3 separate regions of the Homo sapiens genome follow, and regions 2 and 3 are each linked to region 1. Evidence: chromatin contacts called from ENCODE Hi-C or POLR2A ChIA-PET data. All regions are on one chromosome and are shown on one strand. Each heading gives the region's core, a stretch centred on a gene start or an enhancer-like site at or near the end of the contact. The rest is flanking DNA. Distances are from core to core; before and after follow the strand shown. Region 1 holds the start of HPS1-AS1 (HPS1 antisense RNA 1). Region 2 holds the start of SCD (stearoyl-CoA desaturase). Region 3 holds the start of DNMBP (dynamin binding protein).

What was found. A loop is a pair of places that touch in the nucleus more often than their neighbours do. ChIA-PET counts read pairs that join two places held with the same protein, here RNA polymerase II (POLR2A). Pooled maps may share reads with other maps.
Region 2: POLR2A ChIA-PET joins it to region 1 with 10 read pairs in BJ. The contact joins the promoter of SCD here to the promoter of HPS1-AS1 in region 1. POLR2A ChIA-PET finds 5 or more read pairs at or near these places in 2 of 52 experiments (BJ and HepG2).
Region 3: a loop to region 1 is called in a map of CD8-positive, alpha-beta T cell, with 14 times the contacts of the local background. The contact joins the promoter of DNMBP here to the promoter of HPS1-AS1 in region 1. A Hi-C loop is called at or near these places in 2 of 168 maps with a recorded cell type or tissue (CD8-positive, alpha-beta T cell and naive thymus-derived CD4-positive, alpha-beta T cell) and 8 of 50 pooled maps. POLR2A ChIA-PET finds 5 or more read pairs at or near these places in 1 of 52 experiments (naive thymus-derived CD4-positive, alpha-beta T cell).

The regions. Positions count from the first base shown.
Region 1 is chr10:98,444,403-98,448,554 of GRCh38, forward strand. HPS1-AS1 (HPS1 antisense RNA 1) reads left to right here and starts at 1,919. Exons shown (of 3, transcript NR_134454.1): 1 at 1,919-2,355. It overlaps HPS1 (HPS1 biogenesis of lysosomal organelles complex 3 subunit 1), which reads right to left and starts at 2,533. Exons shown (of 20, transcript NM_000195.5): 1 at 2,405-2,533; 2 at 898-1,002. RefSeq lists a silencer at 2,351-2,700.
Region 2 is chr10:100,345,187-100,349,338 of GRCh38, forward strand. It overlaps SCD (stearoyl-CoA desaturase), which reads left to right and starts at 2,047. Exons shown (of 6, transcript NM_005063.5): 1 at 2,047-2,345; 2 at 2,878-3,160. The coding sequence starts at 2,319. RefSeq lists silencers at 1,312-1,691, 1,892-1,941 and enhancers at 1,482-2,073, 1,722-1,791, 2,172-2,411.
Region 3 is chr10:100,008,017-100,012,168 of GRCh38, forward strand. It overlaps DNMBP (dynamin binding protein), which reads right to left and starts at 1,931. Exons shown (of 17, transcript NM_015221.4): 1 at 1,822-1,931. RefSeq lists a silencer at 1,704-2,223.

The sequences.
Region 1 (4,152 bases), core at 669-3,168:
TAAAACTTGGGGCAGCCTGACCAGGCTGGTGAGGACAGTGCTCCAGGCTGGCTGCTGCAGCTAAGAGGCCTCAGGCAGTGGTTTCAAATCCTCTTATGTGCCTCAGGGTGTCACGCAGATATAATCATGTGGTATGTGCGCTAAGCCATGACAATGATTAGGAAGCTCTGCTGTAACTCTCACACAAGTGGATTTCCAGTTTTCTTGGGAGGATCACAGCATCTCCAGGTCTTGTGTTCCGTCATCCCCATGTCCAGCTTAGTGGTCCTTACTGAATTCCTCCCAAACTAACTTGGTGCAACTGGTCCCAAGGTATTTATGGCAAATGCCAGGAGACATAACAGCACAGTGAAGAAGGAATGCAGCCTATTCCCACAGAATTACTCAATGCCAAGGCAGACACTGAGAGTGCAACAGGTGTGAAAAGGAGGTTGCTGGGAGAGGCGGGTGGACCTGAAGAGGCTGCTCTGGGACTCCCAGGTACATGTGACAAAGCTGACCAGAGTGTATGGGTTAGGGAGCAGTGGGCTATGGAATGGAGGCTGTGGTTGTGAGCGGAGAAGTGACCGGCTGGCTGGAGATGGGCAGGTCAAGGTCATGAAGGCGGTCATCTAGGTGCGGGTGTCAGGTAATGAGTGCTCACCCCTTGGTGGGGGCTGGGAGGAGCTTTAAAGATGCAGCAGGCTGTGATGACCTGCCTGGATTCGAGGGGTGAAGGAGAGATGAGGCATCAGGATGGGGGTGGCCTCAGGATGCAGGGCTGGGGAGGGGATGAGCAGGTGTGCAGAGCCCAGTAGCACTCAGTCCACTGCCTACCTCATTCCATCTGCCTCCCAAAGCCCCAGGGTGGATGCTGCCTGCCTCCCTGTCCTCCCCAGGTGGGGCAAGATCATCTACCTTGGCAAGCACAGTGGAGCATCCAGACGGCCAGAGGTTCAGAAAGGGCTGCAGCAGACCGACTCGGTGACTGGCTCATGGGAGAGCAGCACAGCATCCCTGGTCCTGCAAATGCTTAAAACAGAGAGAATATGAGGGCAGGCAGATGCCCTGGTCTTGACTGCTGCCCGTTGAGAAAGGACAAGCTGGAGAAGGGCTGCGTGGTCCCTGGTCTCTCCAGGCCCTGAGGCAGTCTGCTAAGAACATATCTGGGATCCTGCCCCTCACCTCCCATAATGGAGAATAGGAACCCGGCCAGCACAGCCCTTTGCACAGAGCAGGTGCCCACTTTTGTTCCTTCCTCCTTTGTTCCCATGAAGTGCTCTCACTTCTGCGGGTCACTCAGAGCTCCCCAAGCAGCCCCAGGGAGCTTGCTAGGAGTGACTGACGGGAGACAGCATAGCACATCCCAGGTGGTGAGGATGCAGTCCCGGTGAAGGGAGTGGGGATCCTGGGATGATACGATGAATGGAAGGAAACTAACAGGAAAGGCATCTGGGACCAGGTTCTAGTTTTGGCTTTGCCAAGTCCCATAAACCTCTCTGAGCCTCAAACTCCTGCGGAGAAACAGAGCAACATCCCCTACTCTACCTCCCTACAGGGTTAGATCATGGGAGTGACCAGGCAAGCTGCAAAGTAACCTTAGCAAACTGCGTTCTTACATAGGTGTGGGGATCATTATTCCTATTTCCCAGCTTCCCTTCTTCAAATAACAGGATTAATCAATCTGGTTCCGGAATCATTCATATTTGAATAGAGGGCAGGAACAACAGAAAACTTAATTAGGAAGTCAAGCACTGTGAGCCAGTAAGAGGCAAGTGACTACCCGCCACAGAGACTGCTGTTACGAGTTCGGCCTTTAGCAGCCGAACCCTGAGACGGGCTCCATCACCCACATGATTGGCCCGAATGCCATATTCCCGAAACAGGGGGATGCTTCCCAAAGGCTGCTGGGAAGAGAACCTCGCCGGTGTCACACTGAGACTTCCGCTTCACCTCGCTATCTTGCCCTAGAAAGGGAACTCGGAGGGGACTCACTGACGAAAGGAGCTCCAGATGGCGGGGGGCCAACCTGGGGCGACCCCCAGCGCCCACTTTCACCATCTGGACCCCAGCAAACCTCCCTGTGGCCCTTGGTCCCGTCTTCAGCAGCTCCTTCTGGGGTCCCACACCTTCGGAGCCCGGCCCTGCCCCTGAGTCTCTGGAGAGAGCGAGTCAGCAGTTCGCCGCCGCGGGGCTCCCGTTTGCCTAGCACGCCAGTTTCTGTCCAGTTTCACCCCAAATCCCCACCTCCCCCCACCCCCGAACCTCACGGCCACCCTGGGAAGGAGGCTTGACTTGTGACATCCACCCCTCTTCACGGCTGAGGAACTTTGGCCCCGAGCGAGGAAGCGACCGGCCCACGGCCACACGCCCGGAGTGGGTGAGGCTAGGAGTGGGCCCGCTCCGGGACCCCTAGGGACCCTACCTCACTTCCGGGAGGGTTGAAGGGGGGCTCCGGAGGGAGGATCGCCGCCCCCAGAGGGGACAGCCCGGAGGCCCACGTACCGGATCGCGGCGCGCACAGCGCCCCGCCTGCAGGAGCCCGGGCGCGCTTCCGGGTAGGACCGCGTGATCGCGCACGTGACCGCCCGCCCCGGGAGGGGCCGGAGCCGCCGTCGCCTTCCGCGGGTTCGAGCCCCGCCCCTGCCAGGCCTTGCCCATGCCCCATTTTACAGAAGAGGAAACGGAGGCGCAGAGAGAAGAAATAACTTGCTGAGGGTCCGAACCAGGCTCAGAACCCAGGTTTCCTGGCTCCTCAGCTGATCCCTTCTCTCCTCCCCATGCCCCGGAACCTCAGGCTTTGCCTAATGAACTGAAGTTCTGGGGCTAGAGCTGTCCTTTTGTGACTGCTCTCCCTGACCTTTGGGGAGGTGACATAGCGCACAGAAGGGCTCAGTTGCCCCCAGAGTGCCAACGCTGGAATTTATAGGAGTTCTCAATCTATTTTGGGAGTGGAGTGCACATTAGGAGTTTTGTGTTGAACCTATGTTTGCAATATTTATTTTAAAAAATCGTATGTGTATTGGGGGTGCCTGGAAGTGGAGGGGGCGCTCTGGAAGGGCCTAAATCCCCGAACAGTCCACCCCTCAGTGCCTGGGTGCCACCTGGGAGCTTTGAGCCCAGCCCAGCAAGGTATGGGTTGCAAGAACTGGCTGGGGATATAGTAGATTGAGCATCTCTTGGGGGAAAGGCAGAGGCTAAGAATCAATACTTCCACCACCTGCAGATCAAAGAGAGCATCACTCCCCCCAACCCACTACCCACCCCTTCCAGCCCACCTTAGGGCAAATTCTTCCAACTCCCCATCTACAGCACATAGCCCTGCCACACGCATCTCTTTGCTCAGCCCACCGTTGAGATCGTTCACTCACTATGCTTTCAGTGGTCGAATGAATTCCATCAAATGGATATGCTGTTATTTACTTATTCATTCCCCTACTGGTAATTTCCATTTCCCAACTGCAATGTATGAGGATTCTGATTTCTCCACATCCTCACCAATGCTTGTTATTGTTGATTTTTTTTTTTTTAAGTATAGTAACCCAGCGTGGAGTGGTGTCTTGTGATTTTATTTGCACTTCCCTGACGTTCGGCATCTTTTCATGTGCTTTTTGCCTATTTGTGTACCTTCTCTGGAGAAATGTCTATTCAAATCCTTTATCCATTTTTAAATTGTCTTTATTATTGAGTTGTAAGAGTTCTTTATATGCTCTGGTTACAAGCCCCTTATCAGATACTTGATTTGCAAAAGTTTTTTTCCCATTATGTGGCTTGTCTTTTCACTTTCTTAGTGGTATCATTTGTAGCACCAAAGTTTTACATTTTTATGTAATCCAATATAATCTATTTTTTAGTTATGTACGGGTTTTTTGTGTCAACATGTTTCTTTTTTTCAAATTTGTTTGTGGTAAAATACATATAATGTAAAATTGATCATTAAGCATTTTAAGTGTATTGTTCAGTGGTATTAACTACATTCCTAATGCTATGCAGCCATCACCACCATCCATCTCCACAGCTCTTTTCATCTTTTAAAACTGAAACTATATCCATTAAGCAATAATGCTGGCCGGGTGTGGTGGCTCACACCTGTAATCCCAACACTTTGGGAGGTCAAGGCGGGCGGATCACAAAGTCAGGAGTTTGAGGTCACCCTAGCCAACATGGTGAAAC
Region 2 (4,152 bases), core at 797-3,296, 1.9 Mb after region 1:
CACAGTGTGACCAGGGCCTCAGGAGTAGAGGTGATCTCTGCTCGAAAGAGAAATAGAATGAAAATATTCTCCGGGCCAGGCGTGGTGGCTCATGCCTGTAATCCCAGCACTTTGGGAGGCCAAGGCATGTGGATCACCTGAGGTCAGGAGTTCAAAACCAGCCTGGCCAACATGGTGAAACCCCGTCTCTACTAAAAATACAAAAAATTAGCTAAGTGTGGTGGCGCATGCCTGTAATCCCAGCTACTTGGGAGGGTGAGGCAGGAGAATTTCTTGAACCCGGGAGGCAGAGGTTGCAGTGAAGCGAGATCACACCACTGCACTCCAGCCTGGGGGAGAGAGCGAGACTTCCTCTCAAAAAAACAAAAAACAAAAGAATTAAGCAAATTAGACATTGCAGAGAGAACCTGAAGGGGGTCAGACCACGTACAGATTTCTGTGCCACATGCCAAGTACTTCTGAGGCATGACTGGATGAGCTGTCCACATCTGAAATCATCCAGTCTTGTTCAGAACTTTCACACCGGACAGGGAGCCAGGACTGGAATGCAGTCTCCTGGTCACTGGCCAGAGAGTTGGCCTGACCCTGAGACCAGTGGCCAACAAAGGAGCTGCTTAGTCTACCTCCCAGGAAATCCCAGGTGCTTGTCTTCCTGGGAAGTGAATCATTGGCGCAGCACTCCGTATTTTCTCCTCTTCCCAGGGGAAGGATCCTAGGGCAGTATTTGGGAAAGACATGGGCATGGAAGGACACCGGGTGAATGCATAGCCTGCCTGGTTCTGAGCTCTCATGGTAAGGCTCCTACAGACACGGAAAAGATGGGGGCACAGGGACAGATCAGTAGGGTCAGAGCATCTCAGGGACCGAGGGCAATATGGTCCTGAGCAGGGATTAAGAGCTTGGGCTCTCATATGGTGTTTCTGGGCTCAACTGCCAGCTCCATCACTTACTGGTTGCTGTGACCATGGGCAAGTTATTCCATCTCTCCATATCTCTTTCCTCACTTTTAAAATGGAATAATGGGGTACCCACCTCCCAGGGTCACAGAGAGGCTTACAGAAAACGATTCTTGTGAATTGGCTTGCAGTAATAATTCAATACCTGCCAGCTATTCTTATTCCACATCCAAGCCCTTTCGCCTGCTGCTGGGTGAAAACACATGTCAGTGTTTCCTGACGGTTTCCACAAAGAAGATTCCAAAATTACAACCTGCCAGTCTGAAGAATCTCCAAAACATCCCGCACGCATCCTGGAGGCGCGGGCTTGGGGATGGGACTGCCCGCCCGGGTCCTGAACAGGATGCGTGCGCGCAGGCACACACACACCAGCCAGCCTGTGTGTGCGGCCGGAGTCCGGTGCGGTCCCGGGTGAGCAGCGCGTGGCTGGTGGGCGGGGCAGAGCCATTGTTCGCAGGCGTACCGAGTCCCCCGCGCTCGCCCGGGAGGGAGGCGGGGCTTCCCGCGTCCCCCAAGCTCCAGATCCTGGGGTGGCTGCCACGTCTCCCTGCCACGCGCCTGGGGGGACGGAAGACGGGACGGAGATGTTAGTGGTGGGCGCCCCCCGAGGGTTCACCACTGTTTCCTGAGAAACTTCCCCAGTGCCCACCCACCCGTTCTCCGTGTGCCCGAGGGCCGGTCCTGGGCTAGGCTCCGCGCCCCAGCCCCAAACCGGGTCCCCAGCCCCTTCCAGAGAGAAAGCTCCCGACGCGGGATGCCGGGCAGAGGCCCAGCGGCGGGTGGAAGAGAAGCTGAGAAGGAGAAACAGAGGGGAGGGGGAGCGAGGAGCTGGCGGCAGAGGGAACAGCAGATTGCGCCGAGCCAATGGCAACGGCAGGACGAGGTGGCACCAAATTCCCTTCGGCCAATGACGAGCCGGAGTTTACAGAAGCCTCATTAGCATTTCCCCAGAGGCAGGGGCAGGGGCAGAGGCCGGGTGGTGTGGTGTCGGTGTCGGCAGCATCCCCGGCGCCCTGCTGCGGTCGCCGCGAGCCTCGGCCTCTGTCTCCTCCCCCTCCCGCCCTTACCTCCACGCGGGACCGCCCGCGCCAGTCAACTCCTCGCACTTTGCCCCTGCTTGGCAGCGGATAAAAGGGGGCTGAGGAAATACCGGACACGGTCACCCGTTGCCAGCTCTAGCCTTTAAATTCCCGGCTCGGGGACCTCCACGCACCGCGGCTAGCGCCGACAACCAGCTAGCGTGCAAGGCGCCGCGGCTCAGCGCGTACCGGCGGGCTTCGAAACCGCAGTCCTCCGGCGACCCCGAACTCCGCTCCGGAGCCTCAGCCCCCTGGAAAGTGATCCCGGCATCCGAGAGCCAAGATGCCGGCCCACTTGCTGCAGGACGATGTGAGTTTCCCAGCCTGGCCCCGTACCGCCGGGTCGCAGGCGCGGGCTGGGCTTCCAGGGGACGGGTTGGTGGCAGAAGAGAGGGGAGAGCTCCGCGGAGGACTTGGTCATCTTTTTCGAGTTGTGCTGCCTTCCGTGAGTTGGGAATGTGGATTGTAATTTGGGGACTTGAGTCTCCAACTTTAGTTTCTTAAGCTTTAAAGAAAAATCCGGTCGTGCTGGTGCTTTTATGAATTATGCGGGTTTTCCTTTGTCTTCGTGGGGATGTGAGTGCTTTACTTCTCCTTCCTACTGCCGCCTCCCGATAGGTTTCGCGCCCCTCGTCCCCCTCGCCCTCCGCCCCTAATGTATCTGTACAGTTTCAGGGAACTTTTCTCCGTTGCGTCTCGGATACACCCTACCCTCAGTGAACTACGGCGCTGCGGAAGGGTCCGTACTGTCCACCCTTCCCCCAGCGTGATTAGAGAGCGGAGTGGCCCCAGCTGCCTCCACGTGTCTCTTCTCCTGACTCTCCTCTTCCTCCCCCTTCCAGATCTCTAGCTCCTATACCACCACCACCACCATTACAGCGCCTCCCTCCAGGGTCCTGCAGAATGGAGGAGATAAGTTGGAGACGATGCCCCTCTACTTGGAAGACGACATTCGCCCTGATATAAAAGATGATATATATGACCCCACCTACAAGGATAAGGAAGGCCCAAGCCCCAAGGTTGAATATGTCTGGAGAAACATCATCCTTATGTCTCTGCTACACTTGGGAGCCCTGTATGGGATCACTTTGATTCCTACCTGCAAGTTCTACACCTGGCTTTGGGGTAAGCAGCCTCCCTGTCCTCCTGACCTAGTCCTCCAGGTACTCACTGCTCTTTTAATAAGGTAGGATCTTACAGAGGACACCAGCCCCTCCCAGCCTCCCGGTTGGGGTTTTTCTCAGGCATTTCTCTTTGGTTGCTTCAGGCCTAGTGGGCTGGGAAGAACCTGGGGGTACTGAGATGCAGGACTGTCAATGCTGGGGGTTGAGAGCTTTGGAACCTTGTGCTTGTGGGCTTTGAAGTGTGCTGTGCTGGAGAGTCAGCTTTCCCTGAAAGAGCTTTTCTGTTTGAGTCATTTGCTTGGCTGCCTGTCCCACCCCTGCCAGCCACAAAAGAATCAAACCCCTCTACCTGGGAGGCATGGGAACATGGTACTAAACCATTGGCTTTCTAGGGTTTGTGTTGAGCAATCATAGGCTAGCACAAGGGAAACTACTCAGGGAGAGAGTTTATTGGAAAGGGAGGAGAGAGCTCATTGGAAAGAGAGGAAAAGAGAGGTTGTTATCCACAAAACTATTTTGACCTGACCCCTTGGCCAGACCAGGCTTCTTCGTTACAGAGGAAGATGAAGCTCCCGTGCAACCCAAGTCACACAGGTGTGTGTTGCTCTGTTACTCTACATTCCAGGGTGCTGCACATACCAGTCAACAAAATGCTCTTAGAATGAAATCAGGCTGAAGATATGTTTCATGTTCCATCCCCCGTCCAGCCTGCTTCAGGCCCCCCTACTGATGCCATGAAGTGCCAAGAATTCTGCACCTTCCAACACCAGTCCTACCCATCCCTCCTTGCCAGGGACATCGAGGCCAGGCCAGAAAAGAGAGCCCGGTCTTGAGGCTGCTGTAATGAGGGAGACAGTTCCCAGTTTGTCCCCGACCTGCCCTTAGCTCAGCTCTTTCAGGGACCTGTTGGTGTGGCCTGATGGCATGGCCCTGCCCCCTGGATACACACATGCGCTTTGCAGGCTTTTTCACCTCTGTCACTATGAGCCTAAG
Region 3 (4,152 bases), core at 681-3,180, 1.6 Mb after region 1:
GTAATAATACCATGTTGTAGGTAATCCATTAGCTGACTCTAGAAACAACAGAATACTAAACCTAGAAAATAAGCCAAAAGCCAGGCTCGGTGGCTCACGCCTGTAATCCCAGCATTTTGGGAGGCTGAGGCAGGCGGATCACCTGAAGTCAGGAGCCAGAAAAGAGGAAGAGATTGATGGAACGTTGAGGGAAATGCCCTGCCTTGGGGCTGCAAGACAAATAAATAACTGGTGCATATTTAAACAGATCGTTTATGAAGATTATTATTATCTCAGCCAAAAAATACACAATATGAACACTGTATAAAAGTCAATTTATCACATTCTCTGAGTCAGACTGTTCTTGGCTTATTGCAAAAGTTATCAGTGCACTGCACGAACCCCGTTCCCAAGCCAGACTTGAGCTACTCTCCACCCTCCAGAAATCACTCCATTGCAGCCTCTGAATTTAAGTGAATTTAACACGTAAGTATCTGCAATTTGAAAAGTCACTTTTCACTTATTTTAGCCCAACCCTGATAAAGTGACTGAGAGAGCTGAGAATAATGAATTTGAAGATTCGCTATGCCCCATTATGCAGAATTCTAAAAATCTTTTCTTCTTAAAACATTTTTATTATCACAATGAGTGACGTGTTTCAAGTTAACATGTAAAATCGGAGAACTCGAGACAGAAGAGGACCTTAGAGATCCTTTAATTCAATATTTTAGAGAAAAATGGGTAGAGGATAAACTAACTTGCTGATCACCGTGTCGGTATTCATGCTGTGAAAGTAATAAACGGAACACCAACTGAGAAATGATCCCCGAATGCTGTCAGGTACTTCAGTCTTGCAAAAACTACTACAGATTAATCAGTCCTGCTCATCCGTTTAACTCAGCTATGTAAACAAGCAGAGCTAGACTATGCTCAAACCCTAAATATTAGCGTTACCACTCGCCTGCCACATACTACAGCATCATTAGTTATGAAAGTGTTTTAATACAAGATCTTCATGTTTGTGTAAAAGAATTACTATAAAACAGACCTAAAGGCAAGTTACCCATATTCCAGAATAAGTGAGTGCCAAAAATATTCACCCTTCATTACAGTACAAATGAGACAGGCAGTAATAATGAGACTGCATTTAAAGTTGTTTTTGCACTTAAAATTTAAGTCTATACTCCTCATCTGCATCAGGCCCCGGCCTGTTTGGTAACCTCAATATTCCTTTACTAAAGTGACAGCATCACCACCCTTTGAGACACAGATGCCCGGTGGACATCTGTGCCTGCAGCAGGAACGCGGGTGTCCGCGGGTTTCTGCAAAACTCCACCATGACCAAAGCTGCATCTCCAGCTGAACAGGTCTAACCCTTGCTTCGGAAGCCATCTGTCCCTGTCTCCCTGACACAGAATCACGGCCTCCTATGCCGTAAGGCTCCGAACATCTGTAAAATCAGCGGGGTGGACTAACGCAGAATTCTTTTTCCAGCTCTCAAAATTCCGCCTCATTGCCGGAGTGGCAGGGCGGTGCAGAGAAAGAGCCCTGGGCTTGACACCGCTTGAAAAGCCCACGTTCGCATTGCTCTGACCACCCCTCCAACTCCCGGGGACTACAGGAGTGCGAGGGGGCCCGCTGCGCCCCACTGTCCCTCGCGGGCTCCTGGCCCACAGAGCGCAGCACAGCGCCGCCGCTGGGAAAGGGCCGATACAGGCCTAGCCGCGCGGCGCGGCGCGGCGCGTCTCTCGGGGTGCGGGTCCCCTCCGCCCGCGGCCCCGGACCGCGACCCCCGCTCCCCGCCCGGCCCCCGCCCGGCTCCGGCCTGGCCCGGCCTCTGACCTGCTTTCCGCCGCCCGGCGGTCCCTCGGCGCGGCAGGCAGTTGCAGCCGCCAGTCCCCAGCCCGCTGTCACCTCCGCCCCTGGAAGCGGCGGGCGGGTCGATCCCGTGTGAGTCAGCGCGCCGCCCCGCCTCCCGCTCAGGCTTCCGCCTCTGCCGGCGCGGTCCGCGCGGCCCCGGGGGCGCCAAGCTCCGCTGCCCGCGCGCCCACCTCTCCGGCGCCCGCCCCGCGCTCGCGCCCCCTGGCGGCCGGCCCGGCCCTGCTCGCCTCGCGACGTCAGAGGGGCGTCGCTCCCAGAACGGCCACCGGGGAAACTGAGGCACGGGGGCCCGCCCCCGCCGCAGCGCGCCGACACGGCTCGTCGGGCCTCGGCCTCACGCAGTCCTACGTGCAGCCCCGGCTGCGGACAAGTTCCTCCACTCTTGCTGTTCCCCCACTCCCGACACCACCCTCCAACCTAGAAAAAAGTCAAAATTCCATTCAGAGAAGTCCAAGTCGATTCCTGTCTGCGTGTGATGCTGTCCTCTTTGCTACCCCGAGGCAGTTTCCCTTATTATGCCACACAATACTCGCTGGGGTTCGCCTCTATCTGTCCCATTTTTTTCTGAGGAAAGTCTCTCAGGACATCTTTGAGAATTTGAGAGCAAGAAATGACAGAAGCAAGAACTGGGCAGGGCTGTCAGAACTCCTCCTCCGACTCAGTTTCTGAATCCCCGCAGTATTCCCGTTGTTTGTTTAAAGACCACGAAGTTACACAGCTTGGCTATGTTGCTGGAATTGCTGCGCCTCACGTTTCTGGAATCTACCTAGAGGATTCTGAAGAAGGCGGCGAGTCTATGACTGTGCATGCACAACAAAAATAAATATTTCACAAATCTCATCCCATGCTGTATATGTTTCTCCTTCCCTTTGCTTTTTAAAAACTTGTGGTTAAATATATATCACATGAAATTTACCATTTTAATCCTTTTTAAGTGTACAGTTCAGTGGCATTAAGTACATTGACATTGTTCTGCAACCATCACCACCATCCAGCTCCAGAACTTTTTCATCTTCCCAAACTGAAACTGTACCCATTAAACACTAACTCCTCATTCTCCAGCCCCTGGTAACCATCATTCTACTTTCTGTCTCTATGATTACTCTGGATACCTCATATAAGTGGGATCATACAATATTGTCCTTTTGTGAGTGGCTTCTTTCACCTAGCATAATGTCTTCAAGGCTCACCCATGTTGTAGCATGCGTTAGAATATCCTTCCTTTTGAAGGCTGAATAATACTCAATTGTACGTATATAACATCTTTGGTTTATCCCATCTTTCTGTGGACATTTGGGTTGTTTGTACCTTTAGGCTATGGTGAATAATGCTGCAATGAACATGGGTGTACAAATATCTGAGTCCCTACTTTCAATTCTTTTGGGTATATATCCAGAAGAATTGCTGGATCATGTGGTAATTCTGTGTTTAATTTTTTGAGAAGCCACCATACTGTTTTTTTTTCCTTTGCTTTTTGAAGCATGTTAACACTGTAAAGAGAACATTTTGTAGTAAAATATCAACGTTCGGAGAGTCTTTAAAATTCTTAGCAATGCTTCATTTGCCTGTAAAACTGTGACTTTTCGGCGGATCACGAGGTCAAGAGAACGAGACCATCCTGGTCAACATGGTGAAACCCTGTCTCTACTAAAAATAAAAAATTAGCTGGTCATGGTGGTGGGTGCCTGTAGTCCCAGCTACTCGGGAGGCTGAGGCAGGAGAATCGCTTGAACCCGGGAGGTAGAGGTTGCAGTGAGCTGAGATCGCGCCACTGCACTCCAGCGTGGTGACACAGCGAGACTCCGTCTCAAATAAATAAATAAATAAATAAATAAATAAATATTTTAAAACAAGTGACTTTTCTTTCCTCAAGAAAGTAATTAACATTGCAAATCTATTGTCTTTATTTTTGGATAATGTTATTAGCCAAAATAAAAATAACTTATTATTCAGTTTCCTACAATTTTGTTTTCTGTGGATGTAGCTTTCTAAAGTTGTTTGGAGTCAAGTATGCCATATGAAATTCAGATGAAAAATCAAGCATTTCGTTTTATTTATTTTTTTCGCCACGTTGGTCAGGCTGGGCTTGAACTCCTGACCTCAGGTGATCCACCCTCCTCGGCCTCCCAAAGTACTGGGATTACAGGCATGAACCACTGCGCCCAGCCTGGGGATCGGAGTTTTTTGTTTGTTTGTTTTTTTGAGACGGAGTCTCGCTCCGTCTCCCAGGCTTGAGTGCAGCGGCGTGATCTCGGCTCATTGCAAGCTCCGCCTTCTGGGTTCCCGCCATTC